Regions from separate parts of the Homo sapiens genome. Here region 1 is linked to region 2. The links are chromatin loops, found by intact Hi-C in ENCODE. Cell type or tissue: PC-3. All regions are shown on one strand. Links, peaks and the distances in the headings refer to the core of each region. The heading gives the core; the rest is flanking DNA.

Evidence for each region. Peaks named below come from ENCODE experiments on the same cell type or tissue, not always from the same donor. Only the 100,000 strongest peaks of a DNase experiment are listed, where the experiment ranks them.
Region 1: a loop joins it to region 2, with 2.6 times the contacts of the local background. A loop is called at or near these places in 3 of 110 quality-filtered maps.

What each region holds. Positions count from the first base shown.
Region 1 is chr3:151,903,382-151,907,783 of GRCh38, reverse strand. All of the region lies in intron 1 of AADACL2-AS1 (AADACL2 antisense RNA 1), which reads left to right. Among named protein-coding and RNA genes, the nearest start is that of AADACL2-AS1, 23 kb to the left of the region's middle. In PC-3, for the core only: no CTCF peak of the experiment used is centred there; a DNase peak (open chromatin) is centred at 1,933.
Region 2 is chr3:151,315,384-151,319,717 of GRCh38, reverse strand. All of the region lies in intron 16 of MED12L (mediator complex subunit 12L), which reads right to left. It overlaps GPR87 (G protein-coupled receptor 87), which reads left to right and starts at 2,898. Exons shown (of 3, transcript NM_023915.4): 1 at 2,898-3,132. RefSeq lists an enhancer at 2,313-3,512. In PC-3, for the core only: no CTCF peak of the experiment used is centred there; a DNase peak (open chromatin) is centred at 2,817; H3K4me3 peaks cover 2,560 bases; H3K27ac peaks cover 3,875 bases.

The sequences.
Region 1 (4,402 bases), core at 166-4,165, 590 kb before region 2:
CCTTTGGGTAAGTCTTCTGATATCTGCCAGTCTCCACAATCATGTGGATAAGTGTGGTCATATTCAGTTATTAGAAAAACTTCACTGAAAATTCTAATTCAAAGCCTTTTCTGCCTTAAGATTATACCCTCCTTTCTCTTCTGCTCTCAGATTCCTCTAAGGTCAGATTCATGTTGCTGTAGTCCCTGGTCTTTGACGTCATGTAGGTAACAAGTCTCCTTACAGTGGCCTGCATGGGCAACACGTATGAGTTCCTTGGAGGACCTGTAGGAAGTCTCCTTGATGCAGAGTTATCTGGGTCTTGTGTTTTCAAGCAGACGTTTTTGAGCCACTCAGCAGCTCCAACTTGTGCTTCTATGATCATCTTACTTAGGTGATGGGTCTCTGAACTGAGGACTAGTAAAATGGTTCAAGCCTAATTCCCCTTGATCAATGAAAAACTTGCATGTCTTTGCCAGGCTAATAAAAGTTACATTGCTTTTGCTTCTTATATATTTGCTGATATGGAGTAATCTAGCAAGCTTTTAGTCTTCTCAGTCTTCCGGGTAAGAAACAGTTTGAGTCACTACATTTACATATACATTCAAACTTCCAGGAGTGTATGTCTGGTCCCCTAAGAAGTCTCTTATTTTGCTCTATCCTTTAGATTGACATCTTCTTTGCTCATTACGTAGCAGAAAATAAGGGATCATCCTCATTTAATCTTCAAGAACTTCCTTTGAGAAAGAAACTAATTAATTGCCCTATTATTGGTCTGGTATTAAACCCTCCTTCTATTCTATCTGCTGTGGCTAAAGAGATGGATTGTGTGGTAGCTTAGTCTGATCAGGCTGCTACAACAAAATACCTTAGAATAATTTATAAACAACAGAAATGTATTGCTCATAGTTGTGGAGTCTGGGAAGCTCAAAATTAAGATTCGGTGTCCAGTGAAGGCTCATTCTTTATAGATTATGCCAATGGCAGAAGAGGCTAGAGGCTTCCTCCACCTTCTTTTATAAGATTATCAATTTTATCCTAATCACTTCATAAAGGCCCTACTTCTTAATAGTACCACACTGAGTATTAGGTTGCAACATAAGAATTTTGAAAGAAAATCTACATTCAGGACATAGCATGTGATCCTTGTTCATTTAGGAGTTTATCTGGGAGCAGAATCTCTAATTACAGGGCATGGGCAGATTTGTTAAGGTTGAGTGAGGCAGAGTGGAAAAGAGTGGTTTTATGTCCACTGTACTTCCAAAGTCTAATTCTTCAAAATACAGACATCCAGGGTAGAAGAGAAAAAACAAGAAATTTAGATACCTAAAGGGATTAGATTTTTAATAAGACCTGGTTATTATAAATTATTTACCAGCCTTACTAACTCATCTAACAAGACAAGTAAAATTAGTGTAAAGATACTGATTAGATTTTCTAAAGTGATAAAAATTAAATGAAAGATGGAAGTTTCTTACAGTAATTAACATTTACCATCAGTTAAAAAAAATCCTGATACTAGATGAAAGGATTTTGTTTTATATTTTAAAGATCTATATTTGTAGTGAAAAATAGACCCTATACTCTTTTAATAGGTTTTTGGATTTTACCTAATATGCTCTATGTGAGTCTCTGTTACTTACAACCAATGACCCCAGACTAAAATATGAAGCATTGTAGCCTTAAGTAGATCTTCAGACAACCACATCTTTTTATTTTACTAATCAATATGTAACAGCAGTGAGGGAATACTTGGATTAATGAGACCAGTTTCCAGAGGGTTAAAGATGAACATCTTAAGATGCAAATGTAGGAAAAACACAAGGTTTATGTGTTAATCATCCCAACAGCAAATAAAATAAAAACTGTGCATTGACCCACGCTGGACTTAGGAACATTCTAAAGAAGTTAGTAATATGAGGGGCATGTCTCACTTTCAGTCATGTATTATTGCTATTATATGTCAATATCTATTTTTTTATAGCCCATATAATTCTTTGCATGTATTATCTTCTTTATGAAACTATGAAGCTCTAAGGATGTGGTTCCTAATTCCTCTCCATATCGTCTCATCAATCAGCATGAAGTCTTTATTTAGTATGTGTTTAATAGATTATTTGTTGAGTGAGTCAAAAGGCTAGGGGAATAGGATTAACTTGACACCTATGGAAGATTCTAGCATTCAGGGATATCATATTTAAAAACAAAGGGGAGATTCCTTAAAAGAATAGACTCCCTGAGATAGCATCTTATAGGTAGAGTAGTGGTCGTCAGCTAGAACCAGTTTAATCCCAGGGGAAATTTGGCAATATCTGGAGACATTTTTCGTTGTCACAGCTGGAGTAGGGGGTGCTCTTAGCATGTAGTGGGTAGAGGCCAGGGATGCTGCTAGATATACAACAATGCCCAGAATATCCTCCAGCCCACCAATAAAGAATTATGTGACCTACAGTGTCAATAGTACCAGGGTGACAAATACTGAGCTACAGTTGTTTGTGCTCAGACCTTTTCTTGCTGAGTGAAGCAGGAAGAAAACCTCTGGACTTCAGTTGTTAACACCAACAGCTGGGGCCGGAGGCTTCTATTTGTCCTGCTATAGAAATCTTCCTCTTATTTCTTTTAGTTATAGAACATACTGAGTTTTAGCTGGGGCCTTGGCTACCAGTTAGAGACTATATGTCTCATTTTCACTTGCAGTCAGGATTGATGGTGGGACTAAATTCTAGCAAATGGAAAGGAGTGGAATGGACATGTGCTTCATGTGGTTAAAAGAGGAGGCCTTTTGCACTCTCTCTTCTCTCCTTCCTGAAACTGATAATGTGGATGTGGAGGGTGTATTAGGCCATTCTTGCATTGCAATAATGAAATACCTGAGACTGGGAAATTTATAAAGAAAAGAGGTTTCAAAAGGCAGAAGGCAGGAAAATAAAAGCAAACAAACACCCACACTCCCCGTCACCACCACCAAAAAAAGAAAAAAAAAAAAAAGAGATTTAATTCGCTCACGATTCTGCAGGCTTTACAGGAAGCATGGTGCTGGCATCTGCACAACTTCTAGGGAAGCCTTAGGAAGCTGACAATGATGGTGGAAGGTGAAGGGGGAGCAGGCACATCACATGGTAAAAGCAGGACCAAGAGGGAGAGTAGGGTTGGGGGAGGTGCCACACACCTTTCAATGACCAGATCTCTGGAGAACTCACTCACTACAGCAAAGACAGCACCAAGCCTGGAGGGATCCACTCTCATGATCCAAACAACGTCCACTAGGCCCCATCTCCAGCATTAGGGTTTACAATTCAACATAAGATTTGGGCAGGGACAAGTATCCGAACTGTATCAAAGGATGTAAATAATATTTGTCCTTTTAGATGTGGATACAATTGCATAGGCTGGTGAAGCCATCGGATAGAAGCATGAACTAAAAAAAATCTATAAATCACAATATCTATAAATTTGGAAAGGAGACTATTTCTTATAAAGGGTTACAGCTTGCAAGGTGGCCATTCTGACAGGCTGGAAAGCATAGCCCCTGGCAGAGGCCATTGGCAGGCACTTGGAGGGAGGGAAGGATGAAATAGGAATTTATACAGAATGCCTTGATCAAGTCTATCCAACAGGTTATAGCTCTGAATATTCATGAAGGGGGTCTTAACACATGCAAACTGAACAAACATATATGTTACATTTGTCCCATATTCACTTTGGGGTAGAGACTTAACATTTAAATGCATGACAATTAGGCCCTATATGTCAAAATGTGAAGCGGGGACATGAAGGCATTCAGTGCAAAGCCTCGGTAAATAAGCCAGAACCTGTCCATGTGGGTGGTCTCTTATCAGGAGAAAGTTACTGAAATCAGTCTCTGGTCTAATCAAAGCTATAGTTCTGGCTTGTGGAACAGGGGAATCAGTGAGTCAGTGCCTGGAAGTGGATGAGCTGCAATTGTTTCAATACTGTTTATCTCAAGGCCAGTGCTTATTTAGCTGCTAGAGAAAAAGAAAATCCTCGTGGCAGTGAGTACATAGTTTATTCTTTAAGTGTAGGGGTGCATGATGTAACTTTTGCCTGCAGTGGCCTTAGGTCTTGTTTATAACTTGGTGTCTTTTTGTCAGAAAGAGCCCATTCTGCCTGTCTTATCATCTCTATTTTTACATTAATGCTGCTCACTTGTATGTCTAAACCACAAAAGGAAGGGGCTATAAATAGGCATATCCAACCGCCTGTCCAGTTATGGCCAGGAACTCAGTTTTTAAGGTTTCTCTGGAGTCCCCTTGGCTGAGAGTGAGCCCAATCAGTTGGTTAGGGGTTAGGGGGTGGGTGTAGGATTTTATTTTTAGTTCTCAGAAGGAAGCTGTGTCCCTGAATGACCTTGTTGTGTGTCAGAAACCATACCCCAAAGTATGGTGCTTTGACATGCTGAATT
Region 2 (4,334 bases), core at 335-4,334:
AATCTGACATTTTACTGTCGTCAGTAAATATGTTGGAGTGGGGAAGAGTATATGTGAAAAACAGTAACAATTTATAAATCTAGATGAAATCTAGTTGAACAATTCTTTCAATTTGTTTGTAGTCTTAATACCTTTAAAAATAATGTTAGAAGGAAAAAAATCACCCTAGTATAAAAACAAAACAAAATTTTTTAAAGTTTTCTGGTGGCCGACACACACACACACACACACACACACACACACACACACGCACACACACACACACACCTGGATGTTCTGTATTTAAAATAAATTTGGGGTTTGTAATGGCTAAACAAAATTAATAAAAGAGTGCCCTGCATTTAACAGGATTTTCCAATGAAGTGGAAAGGAAATTATCGCTATGAAGATTCCCGGGGCTTTTATGAAATGTGAGACTTGCTATAAAAACCAGCAGGAAAAAAATTATGCTGGTTTACCTTTCGATTATGTGAACAATAATAAAGCTATGGGCTGGCTGTTAGCTGCTCTTTGCATCAAAGTGTTACACTTTTTTCATGACTAAACATGTATTACTTCCCTTTTGGAATGTTAGGTAAGACCAGCTTTCACAAGTCCCAACTTGAGACTGGCATAATATACTTTAAGACTAACGCATAAAGGCTGCCTTGCGTTAACTTTTTTGTTACTATACTAAATTTGCGCTGCCAGCCAACGAAACACTGAAACACTCCAAGCCAGCTGTTAGGCTACCGTCCCGGGCACGTTGCTTACAGAGGTATTGGGAAAGGAAAAAGTGCATCCTATCCCAAGCCCACTTCAGGAGAAAAAGGGGGCCACCTACTGTAGTGAAGGGACATCACCTTATTTCCTACTTAACACCATCACACATAAAGTTAAAGATGCTTCATTATACAGGAAAATTTCATAGGCCCCTCACAAGCCCTTCTTCGCACTTAGAAGGGCCTATGATAACCCTTTCACAGTAGGGCCCTCTCTTTTTTTTAAAAGGTCTTTATTCTTATAACAGAAGCCTGTCAAATATCTGTCAGAATAAGCTCCCTACTAAGATTTTATACACATCACTGGAAATTTGGGGTGATAATCCTCAGTACTTGCAGCAAAGTTCTTTGCACAACATACTTTTATGGGGGCCATAAGAGATGCTTCTCCCTTTGACTGATGCCTTTAGTACTTAACAGTTAGTTGTTCTGGCAGTAAAATGTCAAATTATGAGCAGTACCTCATTTATTATTTATGAATCATCATGAAAAAATGGCAAAAAGGTCAACACAAGGACAAATCTCCCAAACTAAAGTCTGCATAGCATAACCCTTCTGCTCAAAATACAACAAACTGGTTTCAAAAAAAAAAAAAGAAGAAAAGAAAAGAAACTGGCTTCAAATGCTAAATCAATGGGGAAGTATAAAATAGCACAGAGAGAGTCAAAACTAAATGAAGGATTGTTTGTAAATCTGCAAATTCTTAAAAGATTAGGCCATTATTAAGTTGGCTAATTGTTATTCAAACACCTTCCCCAGGACTAGCTACTTTTCCGTAACATACTTAATCCACCCAAAGCAGAATGTAAAAAAAAAAAAAATTAAAATTGTAGGTGTCTGTTTTTGTATGGTTAGGAAGCAGATAGGAAAATACAAAAAATATAATTTTGATACCCAACTCTTGATTTTTAAGTTAAACACCCATTTGTTTTTCTGTAAAAACATAAGGAAAATCAACTAGTACGTACACATTATTTCCTTAAGACACAAGTAAACACTAAGTAATACCTATTATAGATTTATTCACTCCAAAAAAGTTTTCACCTTTGATTATTTTCATTTATCTTCATCCACAATAACAGGTTTTGATTCCATTTGATGAAATTTTATTTTTTTAAATGTATTTAAATGTTGCATTCAAGAAAATATCAGAATCTTTGAGATTCTCATCTGAAAGCAAGAAAATTATTTACAAATCAGAAAAAGTGGCCGGGCGCAGTGGCTCACACATGTAATCCCAGCACTTTGGGAGGCTGAGGCGGGCGGATCATGAGGTCAGGAGTTCAGGACCAGCCTGGCCAACATAGAGAAACCCCGTCTCTACTAAAAATACAAAAAATTAGCCGGGTGTAGTCGTGGGCACCTGTAATCCTACCTACTCAGGAGGCTGAGGCAGGAGAATCACTTGAATCCGGGAGGTGGAGGTTGCAGCAAGCTGAGATCATGCCACTGCATACCAGCCCGGGCAACAGTGTGAGACTCCGTCTCACAAAAAAAAAAAAAAAAAAAAAAAAAAAAAAGTGATATGATTATATAAATTTGTCATTGTTGGATGCTTTTTTAAAGCAATAAAATAAATTGTTTTATGTTAAAGGTCAGCATTCAAAGGAGTCAGTGAACCCAGCCCCTGAATAATTTAACATATTTTGAATACTTATCATTGTGTATGTGTAAAAATATGTCTATTGTGTATGTGTAAAAATATGTCTACAGATTTCATTAGTTTCATAAGACTACAAGTTTCCAAAGTTATCAATTACAACAATACTCTTTAAATAATATGTAGAATAATATTTTCAAAGAATTCATCTGTCATAAAGCATATTCTTATTTCTTTTAATCCAAAATTTAATTGGCAGGAAGGCTGCAAATACATGTTTTCTAGATAGCAATAGGAGGCTGGAAAAAAAAAATGACCTAAAAATTGGATCTGATGAGTTAGTAGGCCCCAACCCGAGACTTCATCCCCCACTCCTTAAGCAGACTTCTGGCAGTCTAAGCTCCAGCCCTCTGTGTTTCCTTCAGGTGAATCACCATCTGATTCCTGCAGGTTCAGGAAATACTCTTCCCCAGTCGACAAATCTCACCTACTCTTAGTTATGAGTCATTTACATTAGCAAGAGAGCAAGTTGTTCCAGTAGTCGCCTGGCAGGAGAATTTGAAAGGGTGCCCCAAAGGACAATCTCTAAAGGGGTAAGGGAGATACCTACCTTGTCTGGTAGGGGAGATGTTTCGTTTTCATGCTTTACCAGAAAATCCACTTCCCTGCCGACCTTAGTTTCAAAGCTTATTCTTAATTAGAGACAAGAAACCTGTTTCAACTTGAAGACACCGTATGAGGTGAATGGACAGCCAGCCACCACAATGAAAGGTAAACGAAAAATTTTTCATTTTCTTAAAAGCCGTGGTTGATAAGACACAGCAATGATTAAAAACTGTAATTATACTTCTGCTTAACTCTGAGGTTTGAAGAAAAACTAGAAATTAGAATGCTGACAGTAAGATATGAGGCACCACTGTGAGCCATGAAGCTTCAACTGTTTCCAGCTCAGGCAGGCAGAAATATAAACTACATATTGTGCCTTCAAAAGTAGAAACAATGTTTTGGCAATCACTCCTATTTAGTACATTTTTTTTTAAACCACATTTACTTTATTAGATGAGTAAAAGTCAAAGTCTCTTATAATTGTTTCCCAGGACCCAAAACTTAAAATTTGTTTCATAATCGTTTATCCGTATTGTTTTTTTTTAAAGAGAGAGACAAAGATTTTTCTCTTTCCCAACTGTCTCATTTTGATAAAATAATCTCAGTCTTTTCATTGTACCACAAAGAACAGGGCAATCCTCATTCTGATCCCTGGAGAAGTCATGTTAAAACATGTCAGGAAAGGCACTGAGAAAACTGCCCAGTGACTGACAAACAGGTTAGGAACAGCTTACTGTTGTTCCACATTCAAACTGTTTGGGAAGTTTTCACTGCAATGAGGAAAACAAGAAGCAAGCATGGAGATCTCAGTTCTTTTAAATTTTAATAAGGACTTTTAAAAGATAGATGAGCCTAAAGTAGAGTGACTTTTTGATTTCTTATTTTAAGATTTATCTGCTATGGAATTTTACATCACATTCTCAAGTTGAATCTGCTTTTATTTTAGGTATATTAACATTTTTAACAAGAGATTTCTTTCATAATTGTTCTCCAATTTACTAGCAATATGAACAGCAACAAATCTGGTTCTATATTACTTTATACTGGGGGGAAAAAAGCCAGACACCCTGTTGATATTTATTATTTCTGCCAATTGAGATTAACTGTCTCCATGAAGTTAGGGATCAAAGAGGCATATTCTCTTAATCCTTCAGCAACATCTCATCCTCAGACTCTTGTTTCTGACCTCTACTTGAAATGTGTTGCAGGTATACATGGGTTAAGGACAAGGGCCTAGAAGAGCAGATGGATGGCTGAATTTCATATTTAAGGATACAGCCTATAAAAAGAAAGTATCCCGCCAGAAAATCTTTATTTCATGAAGACACTGAGAAAATGCCCTAACCAGAGATAACATGCTAAGAGGA